3 separate regions of the Mus musculus genome follow, and all the other regions are linked to region 3. The links are chromatin loops, found by intact Hi-C in ENCODE. Cell type or tissue: heart. All regions are shown on one strand. Each heading gives the region's core, and the rest is flanking DNA. Links, peaks and the distances in the headings are about the cores only.

The links. Peaks named below come from ENCODE experiments on the same cell type or tissue, not always from the same donor. Only the 100,000 strongest peaks of a DNase experiment are listed, where the experiment ranks them.
Region 1: a loop joins it to region 3, with 3 times the contacts of the local background. A loop is called at or near these places in 29 of 42 quality-filtered maps.
Region 2: it touches region 3 in a loop (3-fold over the local background); 12 of 42 quality-filtered maps call a loop at or near these places.

What each region holds. Positions count from the first base shown.
Region 1 is chr9:75,033,224-75,040,922 of GRCm38, reverse strand. It overlaps Arpp19 (cAMP-regulated phosphoprotein 19), which reads right to left and starts at 3,191. Exons shown (of 3, transcript NM_021548.4): 1 at 2,962-3,191. The coding sequence starts at 3,006. It overlaps Gm51714 (a long non-coding RNA gene), which reads left to right. Exons shown (of 2, transcript XR_003948357.1): 1 at 1-2,356; 2 at 2,456-3,679. In heart, for the core only: a CTCF peak has its summit at 3,287; a DNase peak (open chromatin) is centred at 3,272; H3K4me3 peaks cover 2,406 bases; H3K27ac peaks cover 1,370 bases.
Region 2 is chr9:74,997,697-75,005,395 of GRCm38, reverse strand. It overlaps Fam214a (family with sequence similarity 214, member A), which reads right to left. Exons shown (of 13, transcript NM_001113283.1): 3 at 947-1,131. Among named protein-coding and RNA genes, the nearest start is that of Gm51280, 35 kb to the right of the region's middle. In heart, for the core only: no CTCF peak of the experiment used is centred there; a DNase peak (open chromatin) is centred at 3,585.
Region 3 is chr9:74,902,053-74,909,751 of GRCm38, reverse strand. No RefSeq gene overlaps it. Among named protein-coding and RNA genes, the nearest start is that of Gm38678, 40 kb to the right of the region's middle. In heart, for the core only: a CTCF peak has its summit at 4,692 (motif pointing left); a DNase peak (open chromatin) is centred at 4,711.

The DNA.
Region 1 (7,699 bases), core at 1,293-6,292, 130 kb before region 3:
TCTCTTAATGTGAGCGTACACCATTCAGAAGGGGAGAATCATTAACCTTGTCTTATTTCATGCAGGGTCCAAGTATCTTAAACTTTTAGAAACAACAAACTAACCCACTATAAAACCTTAAAAGTATTTTTAGCTGAATACTTAAGCTTTAATTGAAGGTCAACTGGGTACAGAGACAATAATCAACTTTTCAGGTCATGTAACTGCTCTTCCAAACAGAAGAAACAGGTGATCTGGCTCACGGGAACACAGAAGTGACTTTGCACATTTTCCTCCTGTTTAAGGATAGTGTCCATGCCACAGGCATTTACAATGTACAGCCAATCTTCATTTCAAAAAGGGACATTACATTTCCCACACCCTCTTGCTGGTATTAATGACAGTAGCTAGACAACAAGTCCTAAAAATGCTCGAGGAGAGAAACAAAGCATAGAGAGAAAAGATTAAAAGTTATCCCTGATATTAGGTATTGTATTAGGATATTTTGAAAAATTATTTTATGTACACTCTTGGTTTTGCCTGCATCATGTCTGGGTGAGGGTGCTGGATCCTGGAGTTACAGTTGTGAGCTGCTGCCATGTGGGTGCTGGGTACTGAACCTGGGTCCTCTGAAGAGCAGGCAGTACTTTTAACCACTGGACCATCTCTATAGCCCTATATTAGGCTATTTTAATCAAAAGTACTTATACTCTAGAAATCAGTATTTCAAACCTTAGCAACATATTAACAAGCATTACCCAAAATTATTTTAGTTGGGTGTAGTGGCAGCGCCACTGTAATCCTTGAACTTGGGGGCTTAAAGCCAGAGCACTTCAAGTTAAAGGCCAGCCAGGACTACAGAGTGAGCCTCTTCCTAAAAAAATAATTAAACAGGGGCCAGCAAGATGACTCAGTGGGTACAGACTCTAGCCACCAATTCTTACAATCCAAGTTCAATCCGGAACTCTCATGGTGGAAGGAGAAAACAGACCCCCCACAGGCTGTTTTCTGATCTCTATACAGATACCCCCAACACACAACAAATTTTTTAGAAAGAAAATTATCCACCACACTACTAGGTAGCAAATTCAAACTGAGCTTCATTTCAGCGTACTTAGGAAAAGACAGACAGACATGGCCTTTGAGTTCCTAAATCCAAAGCAGTTATAAACATACCAAAAACTTTGCAATATGAACAGGTAATATTTAAGATTATTGCTAAAAAAACCTGTAACCTTTAAACTATATGCATTGGGCTGGGGGGGGGGGGGCTTCAAAAAAATCTATTGCTCAGCTGGGCCTCGTGGCACAGGCACAGGCTTGTAACCTGAGTCACCTGGTGTCTGCGCCTAGAGGATCCCAAATTCAAAGCCTGGCTGGACTACAAAGTGAGTTCAAGTTGCCTGGGCAACTTAGTGAAATCATTTCAAAGCTGAAATCAGGAAGGTGAGGGCCAGCATGGTTATAGATCAATAGTTTCAGGGCTATCCTCTCTAGGTAACCGAGCTACACCAGCCCCAGTCTCAAAAAGACAAAAGAGGGGCTGGGCATAGTCAGTCAGAAAGTGTTTGCTTGCACACACATAATTCTCCCTCTCATGCTGTTTCACAAAAATGGGGGGAGCGGGAACCCCAGGAATAGAGCTCAGTGTCCCAGAGGTCCTACTACAGAAGGAAGGAAGGAAGGAAAGGAAGGAAGGAAGGAAGGAAGGAAGGGAGGAAGGAGGGAGAGAGGAAGGGAGGGAAGAAAGGATAAATCCTTCGTTTTGCAAAGTATAATATGACACAACATTATAACTGCCTACTGTTTTTATTATCCTTGTTTTCCTTCTTTTCGCCAGTTAACTTACAATTACTATCAGAAGAGAACTATGACAATGGAAGAAATAATAAAGGGTAAGTTGACATGATTAGAATATATGGAATGAGCAAAACCCACTAATCTACAGTGCAACATTAGTATAAGGATTACGTTTAAACATTAGACCAAATTCCATATACAGTAAAGCAGTTTGGTATTAATTATCAATCAATTAATAAATTTTGAGACAGGATTTCATTATGTACTTCCAGCTGGCCTGGGACTCACAAAATTCCTCTAGCTTCTGCCTGAGTACTGGGATTAAAGGCCCAATTTGGGATTTTTTGTTTGTTTTTAAAGAAAAATTGTTGGGAACTCATGACTTTTCTCCTTTGTTAGCTAACTGACTCCATGTACCCTGGAAGTCAAAGCATCATAATAATTACGACGGAATGGGCAGGCACTACATAAGCATACAGGCCTCAAACTCGTAGGTGTGCTGCTAGCACATTTCCCTTCAACAGAGACATACAAATGAGCTGACAAATATATCCCCATGATTCGAGAAATATCTAAGGTAGTGAAATTTCCTAAAGCTCCAATTCTCGATTTTTAGTCAAGTGCCACATGCAAAGCCCATCAGCTAGCTTTTTTTTTTTTTTTTTTTTTTGAGCAGAAGTTGTGCTGGGTTTTTCGTTTGGGCCTCACAGCCGTCGCGGGACGTAGGTACTATTACCGGGACTTTACCGATAAGAAGACTGAAGCCCAAAGGGTTCAGGAAAGAGATCACGAGGCCACACAACTCACAACCCTAATAACCGAGCCCTGCATCGCTGCCTGAATGGAGACACCACCTTAAAGAGTTCCCTGCAAGCTCACAAGTGGCCCGAGCGCTTCCGGAGGGACAACGTCCTGAGCAAATCAAAGCCCACTACAGAACCTGGGTCCCTAACATGGGCCGGAGTCCTAGCTGCCTGGTACACTTGGGTGCTACACCGAGGCTCGGGAGCGGATCGGTTCCTTTCCACTCGCCAGGGCCCTCCCCGGTTGCGGGAGGAGCCGTCGGCGGAGGGCTCCAGGCCGCCCTCGCTCCCGCGGGCCCGCCAGCCAAGGTTCCCGCCACACCAGGTCCCGCGGATCCCGCGGGTCTCGAGGGTTCCCCGGGTCCTCCGGCACACTCACCTTTTGCTCCTCCGCAGACGCTGCCTCGGGGACTTCCGCGGACATGGTGCTCCTTCTGCAGAAGAGACGCCGGGAGAAGACAGATTACCGGGAGGCAAGACCGCCCGCCACCTTCTGCCTGCCCCGCTGCCCGCCGGGCCGGCGGCTACCGCCGCCTTGTGACGACACGGGCCCCGGGCTCCCGCCCGCCGTAGCTCCCGCAGCCCAGGCCCGCCAGGCTCCCGCGCCGCGCCCTTACCTACCTATCCCCGCGCCTCCGGCCCTGCGACGCCCGAGCACTTCCTCTTTCCCTCAAAGGTTGCGGCTCGCGCCTCACCTCACTTCCGTCCATGGGCGCACAGTGCTTCCTGGGAATTGTAGTTGGTCTGTGGCGCTGTGTTCCCCCTCCCCTCCACTTCCCCCGCCTTTCCAGACAACCCTGACCTCCTATTTAGTCCTCTGCTTGCTTGGCAGTACCTCTGCTTCAGTTTAACCCCATCCATCTTTACTTCCTCTGTTCTCTAACCTTGCCTCAGCGCCACCTTTTCTTCTTAGATCAACCTCTTCAAGCTACCACTGCTCCGGAGAGTTCTACAACAAGCACAGCACCATTACACAGGAATTGTGATTACTTTAGTAATGTCACCATTCCTCTTCATGTTAGCCACAGCAGGGAAGAAGTCAATATTTTACTCCCAGACCTTGATATTTCCCATGCAATAAATCACTGATAAATCAATTCAGCTTCCATTCCTTGCTCTCCCACGGCAGTCAGCTCAAAACATTGATTTTCAAAGCAATGATTTTCTTAACTGTCAAGTCCGTAGCTTCATATTTATTCGTCATTCTACTAAGCATCTTATAGCTGCTGGCACATTTGGTTCCAAGGAAATGTCCCTTAGAAATCTGGGGCTAAGGCAGACTTATATAGTTAACTAGTAAGAATCAGAAGGCAATGCAAGCAGTTCTGGAAGACAGGAGAACAATCAAAACCTCAGAGTCATTGGATATGGAATGTGGAAGACATCAAAATCAAAGCTGAGCCCTCTGGCATAGGACTGTAATCCCAGCTGTCTGGGAGGCTGAAGCGGAAGTGTGGCAAGTTTATGTATGCTTAGGTTATAGAGTAAATCAAAGGCCACCCTGGGGGATTTAGTGAGGCCCTGGCACAGTGGTAGAGAGTTTGCTTAGCACGGGCAAGTCCCTGCATTCAATCTCTCTCTCTCTCTCTCTCTCTCTCTCTCTCTCTCTCTCTCTCTCTCTCTCTCACACACACACACACAGAGAGAGAGAGAGAGAGAGAGAGAGAGAGCTTGGAAGTTGGCTCAGTAGCAGATGGATGGGTTGCCTGGAATGACTGTCCCTGCGTTTGACTCCAAGCAGCAGATTAAACAAGTATAGTGGTGCAATGCTTGAAGTCCTAGGACTGGGGAGGTAGAGGCAGAAGGATCAAGAAGTTCAAAGTTATCCTCAGCTTGAGTTTGAGGCTAGCCTGGGCTATGTGAGGCCCCGTGTCAAAAGTAAACTAAAACAAGACAACAACAATAACAATTACAAAGGCCAAGCAAACCCAAAACCCCAGCATGTGCAGAATTTCAGACAGGAAGTCTTGACTGATACTTCAGTTTGAAAAACAAAACGATTAAGAGTTCTTGTTGGAGAAGGAAGGAAAGGGTTAACCAGCCAAGTAACAATTTAAGATAAAAGGGTTTAAGAGGCTAACTCTTGGACAAAGATATCCCTTGAGAATGGCTCAGTTTGTCCCCAAATCAACTGTAGTTCCAGGACTTTGCAACCTGTAATCCCGGAACTTTCCAAGTGGAGAGAGGGAGAGAGGAACTTCAGTTCAAGGCCAGTTTCAGCTAGGTATGAATTCAAGCCCAGCCTAAACTACATGAAGGCGAGTCGCCAAAACCAAAACTCAACAACAACAGCAGCAGCATATTTGTTACCATTCTATACTGACAAATTAACCTTCTGTGCTTCCCTACAACTCTGCTGTATGGGGGTGGGGAGAGAGGGAATCAAAGTATTTTTTTTTCTAGCTGTTCTAGAACTCACAGAAATCTGCCTGCCTGCATGTGTCACTGTTCCTGGCTCTTTTGTTCCAGACAGGGTCTCACTCTGGCCTCAGTCACAGCAAACCTCCTGCTTTAGCCTCTCAGTGTTTTTCACTTGAGTAGACCTGTATAGAGAAGGAGACTGTACTAGTCAGGCTAGTGGACACAGCTAACTAATATTTTTATTAATAAAATACTATACATTATATGAATATGAGTAAATTTGGGGTTAAAATGTAACAAGGGACACAGGAGAAATGTATGTGTAAAGAAATCTGTTCCTGGGCTGGAGAGATGGCTCAGCAGCTAAGAACATTGACTGCTCTTCCAAAGGTCCTTGAGTTCAATTCTCAGCAACCACATGATAACTCACCACCATCTGTAATGGGATCCGATGCCCTCTTCTGGTGTGTCTGTAGACAGCAACAATGTACTCACATCAAATAAATAAATCTTTTTAAAAAAGAAATCTGTTCCTAAAATGAATAAAAATATCTATATAAAAATGATAAACTGATAACCACTGTTCCAAAAATTGACTTCTAAGCATCATTGAACCCTAATGATACAGCAATTCTGTAACTCTATTGTCTGCTGTACAAATAAATGTATTAACAATAAAAATTCGCCGGGCAGTGGTGGTGCACGCCTATAATCCCAGCACTTGGGAGGCAGAGGCAGGTGGATTTCTGAGTTCGAGGTCAGCCTGGTCTACAAAGTGAGTTCCAGGACAGCCAGGGCTACACAGAGAAACCCTGTTTTGAAAAACCAAAAGAAACAAACAAAAAAAACCAATAAAAATTCTCTGCAAGTTTTAGCTGCAGAGAGAGAGAGAGAGAGAGAGAGAGAGAGAGAGCAGGCAGACAGAGAAGAAAGGGAAACAAAGACAGAAAATCAATATATATTTACTCCTAAAATAGATAACAACATTCCTGTCAGGGCAAATCTGAATTTTGGGGAGACAGGCTGAGCAAATGGAAAATTCCTCAGGGGCAAAGTCCTGTTTTGTGGAACTATCTGATAAGCCATTCTTCCTCCAGTAACACTGCCAACAAGAGCCATAAAGCCTGCCTCTGGTCCCAGTGCAATGCTCACCCACATGAGGAGAAAAGAAGGTGTTAAGTGTGGTGGTGCACATCTGTAATCACAACACGAGAGAAGCAGAGCAGGAGGATCAAGAAGTCAAGGCCATCCTGAGCAACAGAGCAAGTTTGAGCTAGCTTGGGTTTCCTGAGTCCCACCTCTAAACAAAGAAACATTCTCTGTCCCTGTGTTACCCTACAGCAGTGTTCCAACCTAAGAAAAGAGGAAATAGAAGCCAGGAAATATGGACATGGAGATTTTGCCCTGTGCCCAAGATACCAGAACTGGGAGCGAGAAGGGCCGGCGTTTGGAGGCAGGCCATTTTCACTCCCAGTGGTATATTCTGTAGGAAGCTGGAACTGAACAAAGCAGCTTTAGACAGACCTCAGTTCCCAGAGGCTGTTAGAACACTATTCAGCACCACCATAACTCGTGTACTTTAATCTTTAAGACTGCACGCACTGAGCTGCAGTGCTCCATTGCCCAAAATGCTCTCCTCTGATCCCTAGATAGTGGTCATTCCTCCCCACTCCCCTTTCTGTTTAAAGCCAGGGAGGGACTTAACTATGCAGCTCCACAAGATGGACTCATAGTTGGGAGTATAGCTCAAGTCTGGCCTCAAGTGAAATGACCCTTCCTCCTATGACTGATTCCTGGTGTAACCAAAATTTCAAGTCAGTCGACCAAGAAACAGCAATGGGTTCAAGGAAATACGGTTCTGTTTCTGTTGCTGGTATTTTTCTCCATCTGGACTGCAGCTACCTACAACTTATAGAAAGCATGAAACACAACGCAAAGCATCTGCATCTGTCGACACAGCTATACATTATTAAAATTCCTCCTCTGGTGTTTAAGAATCTGGGCTGTTCTGGCCCCCAGCATTGGATTTTCTCTACATTTTCATTCTTTATGGTCCTTGCATGCCCTATCACAGGCCTGGCTCGTCATTCCTCGTTCTGCCCTGTCCCTTAACCTCTTTTGTTGAGTCTCTATTTAAAAGTTTACTTTTTGAGATGAGTGGTCTCAGTCTATAGTTTAGGTTGCTCTTGAACTCATGATAATTCAGGGTTCCCCTTTCTTCAGTCTCCCAGATGTTGGTATTACAAATAGACCTGGCTTTATCCACTGCTGAACAAGAGGATTTGGGGGCCGATGGGATGGCTTCATAGGTAAAGCAAGCACCTGAACCCGAGCCTGACTTGATTATGATGTCGTCCCTTGAACCCCAATCTTTCTTTCTTTCCTCTAATTGCATACTCTTCCTGGGGTCACGCCCATCTGAGGACCCTGAGCTGCCATCAATCCAGAGCAAAGCAGTTCCATAGCACTTTCTGTGATGATGTGGTATTCTACGTTTGTGTTCCCCGATACACCAGCTACTAAGCATGTAGTGCTAACCGCCACTGAGCATTTAATGTGGCTAGTACAAGAACTGAATGCTTAAAGAATTAGCCAGAGATTAGAAGCCATGAGAAACACCCGTGACAGAGTCGTACAAAGCTCCCTCTGGTGGTTCTGATGCTAATGTGCACAAAAAAAAATAATTTTTAAGTTTGGGATTTCATAAGCATATGCAAACTTTTCAAAGATCAGAAGTTGTTATTTTTTCCTCTGCC
Region 2 (7,699 bases), core at 1,350-6,349, 96 kb before region 3:
GGAGGATATCATCCTGAGTGAGGTAACCCAATCACAAAAGAACTCACTTGATATGCACTCACTGATAAGTGGATATTAGCCCAGAAACTTAAGATACCCAAGATACAATTTGCAAAACACAAGAAAATCAAGAAGAAAGACCAAAGCAAGGATACTTCATTCCTCTTTAGAATAGGGAACACAATATCCATGGAAGGAGTAACAGAGACAAAGTTTGGAGCTGAGACTAAAGGATGGACCATTCAGAGACTGTCCCATCCGGAGATCCATCCCATAATCATCCTCCAAACGCAGACACTATTGCATATGCCAGCAAGATTTCGCTGAAAGGACCCTGTCTCTTGTGAGATTATGCCAGTGGCTGGCAAACACAGAAGTGGATGCTCACAGTCAGCTATTGGATGGATCATAGGGCCCCCCAATGGAGGATCTAGAGAAAGTACCCAAGGAGCTAAAGGGGTCTGCAACCCTATAGGTGGAAAAACAATATGAACTAACCAGTACCCCGGAGCTCGTGTCTCTAGCTACATATGTAGTAGAAGATGGTGTAGTCGGACATCACTGGGAAGAGAGGCCCCTTGATCTTGCAAACTTTATATGCCTCAGTACAGGGGAACACCAGGGCGAAGAAGTGGGAGTGGGTGGGTAGGGGAGCAGGGCGGGGGAGGGTATAGGGGACTTTCAGGATAGCATTTGAAATGTATATGAAGAAAATATCTAATAAAAAATTGAAAAATAAAAAAGAGTCCATAGCTAAAGGAAAGGGGATGGCAGCATAGAAGACTACTGTGGAGTGGGAGGCAGGAGGGCTTCCAACATCGCCTCAGCTTAGGGAGTCACCTGGAGCACTTCCAAGCCACATTCAAATATAAAAATCACCATGACAGAACAGCAGGGAAGAAGACATCAGAGCACAAACAGCAATGGAGCCTGGTCCGGTCCTCACCTGGGCCAGCTTGTCGCTGCATTCATGTCTGGCCGTTCCTGGGAAGCGAGACTGCGCTGGAGGGCAGTGGAAACTCTCTGCACGGCCTTTCACAGAGCACTCCGGGGTTCGTCCTTCAGTTATCAGCAAGGCCAAAGAGACCAAGAACTCCTCTGCGTCATATTCAAAATACTCATCCAAGGCATCTGGCATAAAAAAGAAAATTCTTCATTGTATTAAGAATTCCACCACTTGAATTAGTCACATTTTTTTTTACAGTGTTGCTGTTTATCTATCATTATGGGACTGAACCCAGGGCCACATACACACTAGGTCACCGTTTTACCATGCCAAAAAGTGTTCTACAACTGAGCTATATCCATAGCTCATTAATTTTTAATGAATTAATTGTTTGGAGATAGGGTTTCATACAACCCGGGCTGGCCTTGAGTTCACTGAGTGGTAGAGGTTGGTCTTGAACCCCTAACCTCCCTGTCTCCCACTCTTAGGTTCTGAGATTACAGCACCATTCCTATCTACTCACTGAGATAAACCTCTAATCCTAAAGTACTCAACAGGATTCCATGACAGCTGGGGGCAACACTCACAGCACTCAGGAGGCTAAGACAAGGATTGTTGTAAGTTTGAGGCCAGCCTAGGCTACACAGTGAGTTCCAGGCAACTTTTGGTTATACAACACCCTGTCTCAAAGAAGCAAAAACTAAAAAAACAAAAACCCAAACCATCACTGCCAATGACAAAGCCTTTCTCAGACTGAGGGTGTAGCCGAGACCTAAAAGCCCAGCACTGAGGGGGTGGAGGCAGGAAGATGACAGCTGACACTTCAGATGGGGTTCTACTGGCATGAGCATCACTAGTTCTAAGTACGAGGTCCAGATAAGCTCAGTCCTCAGGGCACTGATGGATGAGGACTCCTGCCTGCATCTCACAGGCAATCGAAGCAAGGGGAGGGAGCTGGCACGTACTCACCCCAGACAATCTGCAATTTGGATATACAATTTGGTTCCAGAAACCAGGCCCTTAAACCACTGTAATAATGCTGTTGTTCACCATGACCATAAAAATCTCCTATTACATACTTTTGTTTCTTAAATTAAAATGAAAGTAATATATATCTAACACACACTTTTGTTCATTTGGTATTTTTGTGATACAGAATTATTTCTGGAAATAGAACTATAAATTATAATAATGAGCTGACTGGAAAAGAGAGGGTCTCAAATCTCCTTTGGGAATGAAATTAGATCATAAATCGAGGGGTATTTACAGAGAGGCCGAGAGACATACGATTATCCATCATTGTTCCTACCTTTACATTTTTTGTTACATTTTACTACTTTATTTGTGCATGTGCATGCGTGTAGGCACCTATGGAGCAGGTGTGTATGCCACAGTGCAAATGGAGGGTCAGAGGACAAAATGGTTTGTTCACTATGTGAGGACTGACCTCAGGTCATCAGGCTTGCTGGCAAGCACCTTCACTAGCTGAGCCATTTTGTTGGCCCCTTACTTTCTATCTTTTTAAAAAACACGTTTTAACTTAATCTAGTAGACCACTTTCCTTCTCAAACGTAGGCCTCTATTTTTACTTAACTAGAACTATGGCGTGATCTATTTAACCAATCCTATACTGTTGGATGTATAGGATGATCCAGTTGCTTTCTAAATAGATAAAGGAATTTTTATAAATATGTTTGAAAACTAATATGCTTGAATACTCAGCTTAGTGAACTCACTAAGGCTGGAATAAACTCACAAATGAACAATTTTGATTCATGTTAACGAACAGGCCTCTCTGAAGATAAAACAATATTATCTTAAGTTATCTTTTTAGCAATCTCCTAGGTTTTTTCCCTGGCCTCTTTCCCACTTTACTCTGAGGTTTCAGTGCCTGGAATCTTTCTACTACCTTGGCAGGCTATAGAAATAAGTCAAACAGCATGTGCAGCAGCCCAGCCAGACTTGGGAAGGACACTCCTCCTCCATCCCTCTACACAGAGCTGTGTGCTGCCCAACTGCACTGGGTTTTTCCAGGGTGCAAAGGCAGCCACGTGTGTGCATGGCAGGTTCTGGTGCAGTCAGAGGCTCTGCTCACTCTGCGTCCTCAGGAAGCCTGTGATCTCTCCTAGGGCTTTCCCTGAGCTACTTCTAACTTAACTTTTTTCCCTTTTCCCGTTTCCCTTTTCCCTTCCCCTTCTTTCCCCTTTCCTTCCTTCCTTCCTTCCTTCCTTCCTTCCTTCCTTCCTTCCTTCCATTTGTTAGGTTTTTGTTGTTGTTTTAAGAATTTTTTTCTTTCTTTTTTTCTTTTCTCTTTAAAGACAAGTTCTCACTTAGTTTGGGCTGGCTTTAAACTCACTATATAGTCAAGGCTGTACTTAACCTTCTGGTCTTCCCGCCTCTACCTCCCAAATGCTGGGCCAGCTGGCCATGACCCAGCTCCACTGCTTCTGAAGAGCAGAGATGCATAGACTCTCAGGGCTGAAAGAATCCTGAGAAAGTCAAACTCAACCTCCAAATAAGCTCTCAGACACTACCCTGGGAACTGTCACAGCCAGTCCTTGCACATCTAGTGACGAGGTGACCTATTTCATCTGTGGCTCTTTCCAAGTGTCTAGAGCTTTCACTATGCCTAAGCTGCTTGCTTTTCTAGATGAAGTGGGCACCAGTCCAGAGCCTCGAGAGCTCGGCTCTCCAAAGCCCCAGCCCAGCCCCAGCTCCCAGCCAGACTGTAAACAGTACACAGAGGCTGAGGGACGCTGCTCCATCTCCCAACCTAGTGGAGATCTGTTTTACTGAAGACCCACTCCACTATAATCCTCAGGGTACAAAGGTTTGGTTATATCTCTCCTTCGGTGGTTGGCTTCCTAACGAATGCACTTCTAGACCCTCAAGCCCGATGCTCAGGCCAGAGCTGCCACAGAGCCATCCGCTTTAGCTGGATGGACAATGTGGCGTGAACTCTGCTTTGGATGCTGACGGAGTCCCAGGTCAACTCAGCTTCTGCAGCTCCCCAAATAGTCCCTCCATCCCAGACAAAGTCCTGTGTAGAAAGCTCGTGTCCTTCCATTCTCTCTCCAGTGCAGCAGGCAGCTTTCTCCTCTCCCTTTCCTACACCCACAGGTTTGTGAAGAATGCCCCGTCTATCTGTGGAAGGCCTCTTTCTGACCTGCTCTCGGCACTGACCTCTTCCTGACTTCCTTCTCTTCCCAGTGCTTGCATAAGCCACTGATGCAGTGAGCAGCTGTTGCCAGACACTGGCACGCAACCCAGAGTCATGCCTTCCACATCCACATGGACCCATGTCACCATTTCTTATGGACAGACAACCTTCTCCAAAATTGGGGCACTGACTAGGAGAAAGGAAAGGCTAAAGAAACCAATCAGCACTACAGATGAACTAAGTCAGCACTACCATGCTGACAGCCCTGAAGCACGCGGAACCATCTGTTTCCTCACAGTGAGTATGTATCTTAACCATGCATCCCTGGAACCCACCAAAATGTGAGCAAAGAAGAACAACCGCCCACACTTGTTCTCTAGTCTCCATCTATACAACATGCACACACACAAACATACACGTCCACTCTATCTCATGCACAATGCACATATACACATGGTATTTTTTTAAAAAATTACATAAACCTTAAAAAATTATATCAACACATGATTATGAGAAACAGCCACAATAAACGTCATGGATTGACTTCATTTTTGTTTTTGTTTTTAAGATTTGTTTGTTTTTGATTTGAGACACAGTTTCTCTGTGCAACCTAGGCTGTCCTGGAAGTCACTCTGTATACCAGGCTGTCCTTGAACTCACAGAGATCCACCTGCCTCTGCCTTCCAAGTGCTGGGATTAAAGGCATGTGCCACCAGTGGACAGCTTAAAGATTTAATTTTTAAAGTTAAGTACATATGTGTGAACTGTGTGTGTGGATGTACAGGTAAGCGCTGGTGCCTACAAAGCTGGGTGCCCTGAAGTTGGAGTTGTGACTGACCCAGCATGGGTCCTGGGAATTGAACTCTGACCCTCTGTTCTAAACTACGGAGCCACCTCCCTAGCCCCATAACACAACTCCTTTATTTCGGCTTCCCCCTTATTAATCTCTATCTCTGTATGTTTGTGAGTGCTCACATGTGTGTGAGGATGGAGGTTGGTGCTGGGCGTCTTCCCCAACTGCTCTCTACTTCTTGAGGCAGGCTCTCTGGCTGAACCTGGAACACACTGAGGGAGTGTAACTCACCTGAGAGATCTGCTGTCTCCACCTCTTGAGTTGGAGCTGCAGGTGGCTGTCAGGCCTGCCAGGCTTTCATGTGGATGTTGGTGGTCTGAACTCTGGTCCACATTTGTGGCCAAGTATGTAACTCTCAGAGCCAGTTCCCCAACCCCCTTTCCTTTAATAAAACTGACTTCAGACTGCAGTCACAACAGTTATTTGTAAAAAAAGAAAATTTTTTAGAATATTTCCATACACATAAGGGGCACAGAATAACTATTAATTAAATTTAAAATAATACCATTGGACACTACTTCCCTCCTTTGTGGGTGAGAAGAAGAAATTTCAAAGTCATTTGCCCAAGCTTACATACATTATCATCAACTCTGACTTATTTTTATTTCAGAAAAAAGATTCAAAGGCAATCAACTCAACGTATGGTGTGGATTCTAGAAAGCTCTCTGGACAACTAGAGAGTTCTCTTGTTTCCTTTCTTTCTTTCTTTCTCTCTTTCTCTCTTTTCTTTCTTTCTTTCTTTCTTTCTTTCTTTCTTTCTTTCTTTCTTTCTTTCTTCCTTTCTTCTTCCTTTCTTCCTTTCTTCCTTTCTTCTTCCTTTCTTCCTTTCTTCCTTTCTTTCTTTCTTTCTTTTTTAAGAAATAAGGTATTATTTAAGAAACCTGCAGCTTGTTATGGGTTCTGCTGGTTGCATTATTTCTATTCAATTTCACTTGGTTTTGTTGTGTGTGTGTGTGTGAGTGTGTGTGTGTTGCATGTGCCCGAGTGCACGCTGTGTGTGCCACACCACATATGTAAAGGTCTGAGGGCATTTTCTAGAGTCAAGTCTCCCCTCCTCCTGTCCTTTTGTGGGCTCTGAGGATCAAACTCATCTGGCGGTGCATTTACCTGTAAGACATCTCACCGGTCCTCTTCTGTTGGCTTCAGATAAATGATACTTTAAAGGCTAATTGTATGCACAAAGGGTTAAATACGATGCCTAAATTAGAATTAATTTTGAACCTGGATTATTACAATGTGAGAGTTGGTACAAAGATGTAAGCTCCAGGACTGGGCAAGCTGAGATGATCCTTTCCTCAGTGCTGTGCAACAGATGCAGGGTTCCAATCACGCTACTGAGGTGGTCAAATACTGAGTCTCACCCCCAGCCAATGTAATCAAAATTCTTACCTCTGAAACTTCTGAAGAAAACAAAGTCTTTGTCCTTTGATTTTTGGCATATCTTGCTATGGTAGAAACTTAGGTTTGTTTTTAGTTAACAGTCAGCTATTAAATAACAAACCCAGCACAGTCGGTAGACACTTACTTTAAAACACTCTAACTGTACTCGTTCAGAGAGTCAGGATGACTTCCTTAGTGGCCTTTCTGCCAAAGAACTAGAGAGTGAATTAAACTATTCTTTTCATGAGTGTTTGCTTTCTGATGTATTTGTCTGCCTGAAGAAATGTCATGAGGCATGTTCCTTAAGAAATGAAGCTGGGGGATTGTAGAGCAGGCTCAGTACTTAAGAGCACTGGCTGCTCTTTCAGAGCACCCAAGTTCAAATCTCAGCACTGACATAGTGGCTCACAACCACCTGTAAATGTAATTACAGGAGTCTGATGGACTCTGAGGACACAGGCTGTAGGTTGTGCACAGACAGACATGCAGACAAAACACCCACACACAAAATAAAAATAGAAATGAAGCTAGAGTATACTCAACAAAACTGAAAGCCAAAGAGAAGTAAAATCATGTAAAGAACTTTTAAAACAATGTTTCTTCCCTCTTTTGCTGCGGTGTGGGGGGTGGATGGATAAGCTCTTTCATTGTACTCCAGCTTGGCTTGAACTTGCTATATAACCTAGCTTGGCATCCAACTCCAAGAAATCCTCCTGTCTCAGTCACAAAATTGTCCTTTAATTAATACCTGCTTTGTAATTATAATGAAAAGATTCACTGGAGAATGCAGTTTTACACAAAAGGGCAGTAAGATCCAAAGAGTTCAATTTTAGGCAAGTTCAGACATGTTACTTAGTTTCTTTGTTTCTAATGGAGGAATGATAAAAGTTAGGAGAGAAAGACCTTATCTGTCCTTGGGGGAAAGTAGGACTTTCCCACAGGCCTCCTTTTCTCTCCAGGGGACAAGCTGAAGGGAAACCTTCCCCCTTCAGGAAACTGTTAGCCTCTGGGCAGTTTCCATCCAAAGCAGAGGAAGAGGGATAGGGGTTACTCTCACACTAAGTTTGGTTTGCAAACTTAGGGTGGGCACCTCTTACAGGGAAATGGGAACAGATTTCCATGCTGAGGCGCAGGAAGAAGCAGAGTTGAGCAGTCCCCATTAATGAGGGGAAAAGTTACGAGAAGGGAGGTCAGGGTTTGTCTCCAAAACAAAGCAAAACATACACAGCAAACCTGAGACAATTCACCTGCAGAAGGCATGCATGACAAGAGATGTGAAAGCAACCATCCTGAGACAATTCACCTGTGGAAGACATATATGACCAAAGATGTTAAAGCAAGCCCTTCTGGCAGAAGAAAA
Region 3 (7,699 bases), core at 1,797-6,796:
CTCGTTGGCTTTTTGTGAGAGATCCAAACGCAGGTCCTCATGCTGGCAGGACAAGCACCTTGCTCACAGTCACCCCCAAGGTCACAAGCAAAGATGTTCTACAGGCGTTCAGGCACACGCACAGCGCCTGCCCGCCCGCCCGCTGGCATTGCCCTTGCCTTTTAGCTGACGTGAGTACGTCCCAAGTGTCCCTGCACCTGCCTCCACCCCCTTTATTTATTTGTTTGCTTTCGAAGCTTCGTTTGGTCGGAAGATCCTTGTGCTTGGGGACTCCGGCATTGCCCGGTTCCCTGCTCACCCTGCAGCACTCAGAGGCTGGCTGGGCTCCAGGATGAGTCAGAGGCTCGTGCCCCACACACTGGAAAACAAAGGGGGTTTCCAGCCTTTGTATTCCAAGGTGCTGAGCTTCGGTGGCGTGAGCAGGTCACTAAGGTGATGTGTATTAGATACAAGCTCACAGAACAGAGTGTTTGCTCCCTAAAACCTGGGCAAATGTTTCCAACTGGGTTCATAATAAGCTTCAGGTTCAATTAGAGGCTATTGAGGCCATGTGTGTGGCTCAGTGGCAGAGCGTGTGCTCAGCGTGTACACGGTCCTGGGTTTTGTCCCCAGCACCACCCAAAGAGGAAAGGCATTCATAGCTGTTGAAGACCTGGAGAATCCGGCCTCACCTATCTTTGTTCTCTCCCATCTGGATCTGTCACAGGTTTGTGGTCACCAGAAAGGTTGGCCCAGGAGCATACTAAGAGTAGAGTTAAGGCTGAGGGTCAAAAAGTAGACCCTAAGGCTGGGGCTGTAGCTCACAGCAGACTAGTATCTTAGCATGTGTTTCAATCTCCAGTACTAAAAAAAAAAAAAAAAAGGTTCATGAGCACACCTCCTAACACAGGCACACATACACAAATACACACACACACACACACACACACAGAGACACTCAAGCAGACACACACACAAAAGCAGACACACACAGACAAATACACACACAAAAGCAGACACACACAGACAAATACACACACACAAGCAGGTACACACAGAGACACACAAGCAGACAGACACACAAATATCTACACAGACACACACATACAGACACACACATACACACAAGCAGTTCCAAGAAGACAGAAACATAGACACAAGTAGGCAGACACACACATAAGTAGATAGTCACACACACACAAACAGACTGACAGACAGGTAAGTAGGCAGATATAGATACACACACAGACACATAGATATAAGCAGACACAAGTAGATGGACACACATACACAACAGACTGACAGGCAGGCAGACAGGCAAGCAGGCATGACACACATACACACACACACACACACACACACACACACACACAGAGAGAGAAAGAGAGAGAGCTGAGTCAAAGAAAAAGCAGGAGGACACTTGGTGATGGCTTTAAATATCCTGGTAGCTTTTGTATAGATTTCTCCCAAATTGCCATATTCTACACACAGTTACAAGTAGCCCCCTCTCTGTGTGACACAGAGTGGGATCTGTGTTTCCCAGGAGGAAGATGAATGTAGTCTCACTGAGCAGTATATGCATGCGTGACACTCTATGTGACTTAGGTGTTCATCATTTACAGAAGTCAACTCTTCTGTGTAGCACTTTTTCTTAGAGTGGCTGAGGATGAGGCTTCGTCACTAGAAACCAGGAGTAACAAGCACACCTGTAATCCTAGCTCTCAGGAGGTGGAGGCAGGAGGATCAGACATTCAAGTTCAACCTTGGCTGTATGGTGAGTTTCCCCAGCGTGGGGTAATAAGATCCTGTCTAAAAGCTTAAAATCCTAACACCTCAGAATATTTAATCTGGATACGGAGATACAACTTCCAGCTTGCAGAAAATCAGTAGAAAAAGTGCTGGACACAACCAAGTGACCTGGCATCCTTTGGGACAGGTGACCCCGTCTTCAAGGAGTCAGAACATGACTAAGAGGAGTTTAGTGGCTTGAGAAAGACATGAAGGTTTCAGGTCTATAAAAAGCAGGCACATTGTATGGTCTTATACTGGATACTACTTCCCACAATCTCACTATAAAGAGCATTTTTAGGGACAATTTGGGAAATTTTAACATTTACTGCAAATTATATAGTATCGAGGATATAAATGCACAAGTTAATTTGGTTAACTATGAAAGATGTTATTTCGACTCCAGAAACGTGTTTTTATTTTTATTTTTTAAAATGTGAACCGAGTTTAAAAACCAACTTTCTCTCCCTTTCCCTGGAATTTTCAGCCTTTAAAAGGAAGGCGACAAGACCAGGGTACGCGTGGCTGTGCTGCAGTTTTATTCTTGTTCTGGCGACCTGAAAGCAGGTGTTAATAGTCACAAGTGGGGCCAGATTCATGGGGAGAAAAGAAGAGCAAACTAAAGTGTTTGTGGACGGACACACACACACACACACACACACACACACACACACAGCTCTCCTGTGCTGCCTCTGTGAGTGGCTGAGTTCTGCTCAGTCGGCTGGCTAGTGTAGGCAGGACCTGTGTTACAGGAGGCTTCTTGCACCACAGTCTGGAGAGGCCTCTGACCCACATCCTCTCACACTCACCGGAGCTATGGCAAGGCACTCTGCAGCAAGAGACAGGCACACCCTTGTTTGCATCATGTGTTCCAGGCCTCCCAAGTTCAGGGACCCACTTCAGAGGTAGCAGGAAGCTCTGTGTTAATATTATCAGAGGACTCACCCGAGGGTGGGAGGGCAGTTGAAGTCTCTCTCTAGAGTCTTTAGTTCCTCCAGCCACACAGACCTCAGAGCTATGCCTTTAACCCCTCCGGAGAGCCTCAGGAGGGAGAATGTATAAACTTGGCCTTGACTTCTTGGATTGTGCAGTTTGGAATAAACCTTGAGATTCACAGACAGTGGCCTTGGATGTTCTCAACAGGAACCAAGAAACTACGGATGAAGTCAACTCCAAAAAGCTCATCTGTGCTTGGCTGAGGTAGAGCACACCTGAAATCCTAGCACTCACTGTGAGGCTCAGGCAGGAAGAGGCAAAATTGGAAGCCATCTCGGGCTGCCTAGTTAAGTTCCATCTTAGCTTCCATAGTGAGACTGCCTCAAACAAAACCAATACAAGCGAAAAGAAATCCCCAATCTACCCTCACATCTCCTACGTTTGAGCCGCAGACCGTCTGGGTTCTGTTCACTCAGAGAGGACTGGGTGTCCCACACTGCTAGGAAGCAGGTGAGAAATAGCTGGGTATTCCAGTGTTGCTCTGGGAGCAGGCAGGGATGCCCCTCCACCAGTTAGCAGCAGGCTGTGGATTAGGAGTGGCAGAAAGGATGTCTTTAAATAGGTTTCCGTTTCTGTTTGTTTGGTTTGAGGCTTGGTGATGGAGGTCACTCTGGGAGAAGCTTGGGACATAGCAGAGACTTTGGGCTTACATTTCGGCACCATCGCCCTTCCACTTCCATGAAGGGAAAGAACAAGGTTGGCTGGGCAGGGTAGAAAAAAAAAATGAGAAACAGAAGGATCTCTGTGCAGGGAAGGCAACACCTGCAATATTATTAAAGTATACTTTAGGGCTGGCAGTGTTGCCCAGTGGTAGGAGCATTTGCTCAGCGTGTGCGAGGGGGGCCCTGGGTTCTGTTCTGAGCACCGATAGGAATGATAAACACACCTATGGCTTAGTCCTCCCTGGAGTTCAGCCCGGCTGGCACAACCCAGCTTGACGAGGACTCCTTGGCGCTCAGTGTTGGAAAGCATGTGTCCTAATAGCCACACACCTCCTTCATAGTTAAAGGGGTTCTTGCTTTGTGAGCAAAATGTGCCTATCCAAGGTCCTAGCTAGATTAAGGTTAAGTCCTTCAGTGGACACTTGGTAGCTTGCTTGCTTTTGGTGTGTGTGTCTGTGGTGAGCATTAAGACAGTGTTTTGCCATGCATCCCAGCCTAGCCTTGAACTCACAGCCAACCCCATCCCCCGCCCCCCGGGTCACTGTCCGATCTTAGGATACAGGTGTGTGTACCCTCGTACCCAGATAGCCTGGGTGTTTTAAACACATTGTTTGGCTTCCCAGGGCTCTGCAACTAACAAAGAGCTGAGCTCACCAGGGCAGGGTGCTGACTTGAACAACTTCATGCTGAAGTGAGCAGATTTGGTTTGTGAGAAAATTGAATGAACCCATCCCAGGTGTACAATTATAGGGGAGAAAATGTGTGTGTGTGTGTATGTACAGGTAGTGCATTTATCTATAATACAAATATAAACTTACATAAATTTGTTTATAATTTTGTTTTTTAAAAATGACTTAAGGAAAAATGAGAAAAAAATGATGTGATATATAGTTTATTGGACTAAAACATTTGGGAGTACCTTTTGCTACTTTTCAGAAGTGTGACCTTGGGCACTTGGGGAGTCCTCTGAGAGCACCAGACAAGCCCTCTCTTGGGCTCCTTCAGGACAGTGCAGGCTGCAAGAGGAGGAAGGGTGTGGTGGGTGGGGTAGATAATTTAGCCTCGGAACTCGACATCACTGTTTATTGCCTCATTCTTTTGTACCTCGTCACCTAAATGTCCATAAAAACTGCATCTCCTTGTAGTTATTATACATCACACAGTGATGTCACCTGCTCTAATGTGAGCAGAAGTTATCTCAACATTTTACAGCCCTCCCTCTTTTTGATCCCTGGGTCTTCCGAGTTTTGTTGACAAGCATGTGGTCAAGTGCTGCCATCTAGTGGTCAAAGTCGATATAACTAAGACGCAGAGCTCTGGGAAAGATTAAGGAAAGGCCCAAGCCTGTCTAGCCTTTTGACCCTGGACACATGGTCATTTACAAAGTTTAAGCTGGAGACTACCCACTTGAGTTACAAAGCCAAGCGCACACACACACACACACACATACACACACACACACACACACACACACACACACACACACACACACACAGAACTCATAATGTTTTAACTATGTTTCCAATTTCCTTCCATTGCTATCTAGGGCTTATTTCCTCTTATTGATTTTTATAACCGATTTTATAGTGACAAGCATTTGTATGCATGCTTCATTGTGACCGGGCCTTTTTTCGTTCTTTTAGTTACGAGTGCAAATGGAAACTGTATGAAGAACTTGATGTGAAAGTGTCAGGTTGGTCTCTAAAGTTCCTGAACTTCTTACACTCTGGTCAATGACATGATGAAACTTAAATTCCTCTAGGGAGTCTCCAACGTGAGTTGAGGCTTTATTTATTTATTTTTGGTTTATTCATTTCTAAAACAGGGTCTTGCTGAGTAACTCTGGCTTGCCTAGAACTTGCTGTGTAGATCAGGCTGGCCTTGACCTTGTTATGGTCCCCCTTTCTCTGCTTGCCCAGGGCTATATGACAGGCATATGCCATAAGGCTTAGATTTAAAAAGAAAATGCTCTCCTAGCTGCCAGAAAGTGATGTGTCATTACGGTTTTGATCTTCATTGCCTTAGTGATTTAATATGTTAAGCATGTTTTATGTGCTTGCTAGCCATTTGTGTGCCTTGTTTTGAGAAATATCTACCCAGGTTATCTGGCCAATTACTAGCTAATCTTTGTATTTCCAAGTCGTTTTCTATATATGTTGCATGGTCCATGTTTCATCTGGGCAGCTCTTAATTCTAATTGGCCAGGTCTCATGGCCATGTTTTTATGACTCACCTACCCGATAGAGTCTTCTCCTCTCCCCACCTTCTCTCTCCCTCCTCCTTGATGTCTCCTCAGACCCCCAGTCCAGGAAACAAAACAAGACCCATCTGTCTTCTGCCCAGCGATAAGCTGTAGGCATCTGTATTCATCAATGGGGCATAACTTGGCAGCAAGATGACATAGCATCACTTGAGTTTGCGTTAGACTCTCCTCATCGCTGGGGGCCACCAGGCCAGTATTTAGCATTACAACACATAGCAACATACTAAACCTCAACTGTCCCAGTAAAGAGTGCCACTCATAATTGGGATGGGTGTACACAGATTGCCCAGGGACTGGTATCCTAGGTTCTGTTAAGTTCACAATCAAGTTTACAAATATTAACTGTAGGCATATATATTTTTTGCAACCTACTTATAATAAGGGTTCAACCTCTCCTCTAGCCCACCCCCCAGCAGAGGTAGTGGAAGAGGAAAGTCATTAGGATATGGGGAACGTGGACCTGTTCAGCAATAGCTCTTTGGGGGCGAGCTCAATCTTTTTTCTCAGCAGTTCAGTCCCATAGCAAACACCAAGTAGGATTCAGCAGCATCAGTCCAGTCCTCCAGGCAGGCAGACACCACACATGAACTGGCAGCTACAGCCCAATCCTTTCGGCAAGCAGACATCATGAATAGACTAGCTGCCGTAGCTCAATCCTCAAGGAAACGCAAGGCTCGCTAACCAGCCTGAGGCAAGGCCTCAGAAGCTGCAAGCTGTCTCAGGAACCTCATGAGCAGTTCTTTAGCAAGTTTCTCTCAATGGTGTCGTTATCACAAGTTGAGGTCAACAACTCAATGTAAGCTGACCCAGTATATGTGTATCATTAACAAAGAATAGCAAGGCAGAGCAAACCAAACCAATGCTCTCTGCTTGTCTCCCACTGTCTGTGGGGTCATATTTATACTCCTTCATCACGGGTTCTTTCACATGTTTGCTATATCAAAGCATCCTTTTATCCGTGTCTGCTTTAGCAAGACATCCTTTCACCTGTGTGCCCCAGCAAACCATCATTCGACATAACTAACTGTCCAAAGAAACTAGAAGTTTCCACTTTGATTACCAGTCACTGGTAGGAAGGTGTTTGGTTTTGTTCAGGCTGATTTCTCCTAGCTCAGCTCCCAGTTCCACAGCCCAGTATTCATCTAGAAGCCTGTGTTTTGTCAATGTGATTGTTGTTTATAATCTGTGAACACCAGGAAGTATTCTGGATAGATGTGTGTGACTGTCCAGGTTCCCAGCAGTGTCCTGGAAGTTTCTAAAGCATGTTATGAAAGTCATAGCTGCCTTTCCCTTTTTGTTTTTAACTCAGCTTTATGGGGTCTCAGTGTGGCCGGTACTTCCAGCAACTGTGATATTAAACTCTTAATTTTCACTGTTCTTGACAAAGCCCCCAGGACACCAGGACAAGCTCCAAGTGTCAAATAAATACATATCCTGTGAATAGAGATCTCGGGGCTTCTTGTTTTTGTAGACAAGGGCTTTGCTGACTGGGTGTCTCCCCAGCCCTCTGGTTTTCTCAAACACTCACTACTCAGATTGTGGCAAACCCATGACTAATTCCTACGGCTGACTAAGTTGTTTCTGCCAGTGTCCTTGTTGGTTTTGTGGGAGACAGACTTTGGGGAGCATCTCTCCCTCCCCTGGTATGCCTAGGGCCCCTTTCAAGTCACAGGTCAGTGGAGACCAGCTTCAGAGAATAGAGACTCTTCTAGAGCCTCTATTCATGGCTACCTTCCTCATTCGGTGTCTGTCTGCTTGAACAGAACACGAGTGTCTTCATGTGGTTGTGCTACCCAGCAATGTGCTGGGGAAGAGATCCATCTACCCTCTCCTGAGTTCACTTCTTGAGAGCATCATGGCTCTGTGTACTCAGTGAGGTCTGGAGAGAGCTTACTGAGCACTGAGGCTCTGTTGTCTTCTGGTTCATTCATTCTAGATGGAGCCTTGCTGTAAGTGTCAGGTCTAAGGCACAGCAAAGCAGAGGTGATGACCGATCTCTTGTGAAGAGTGA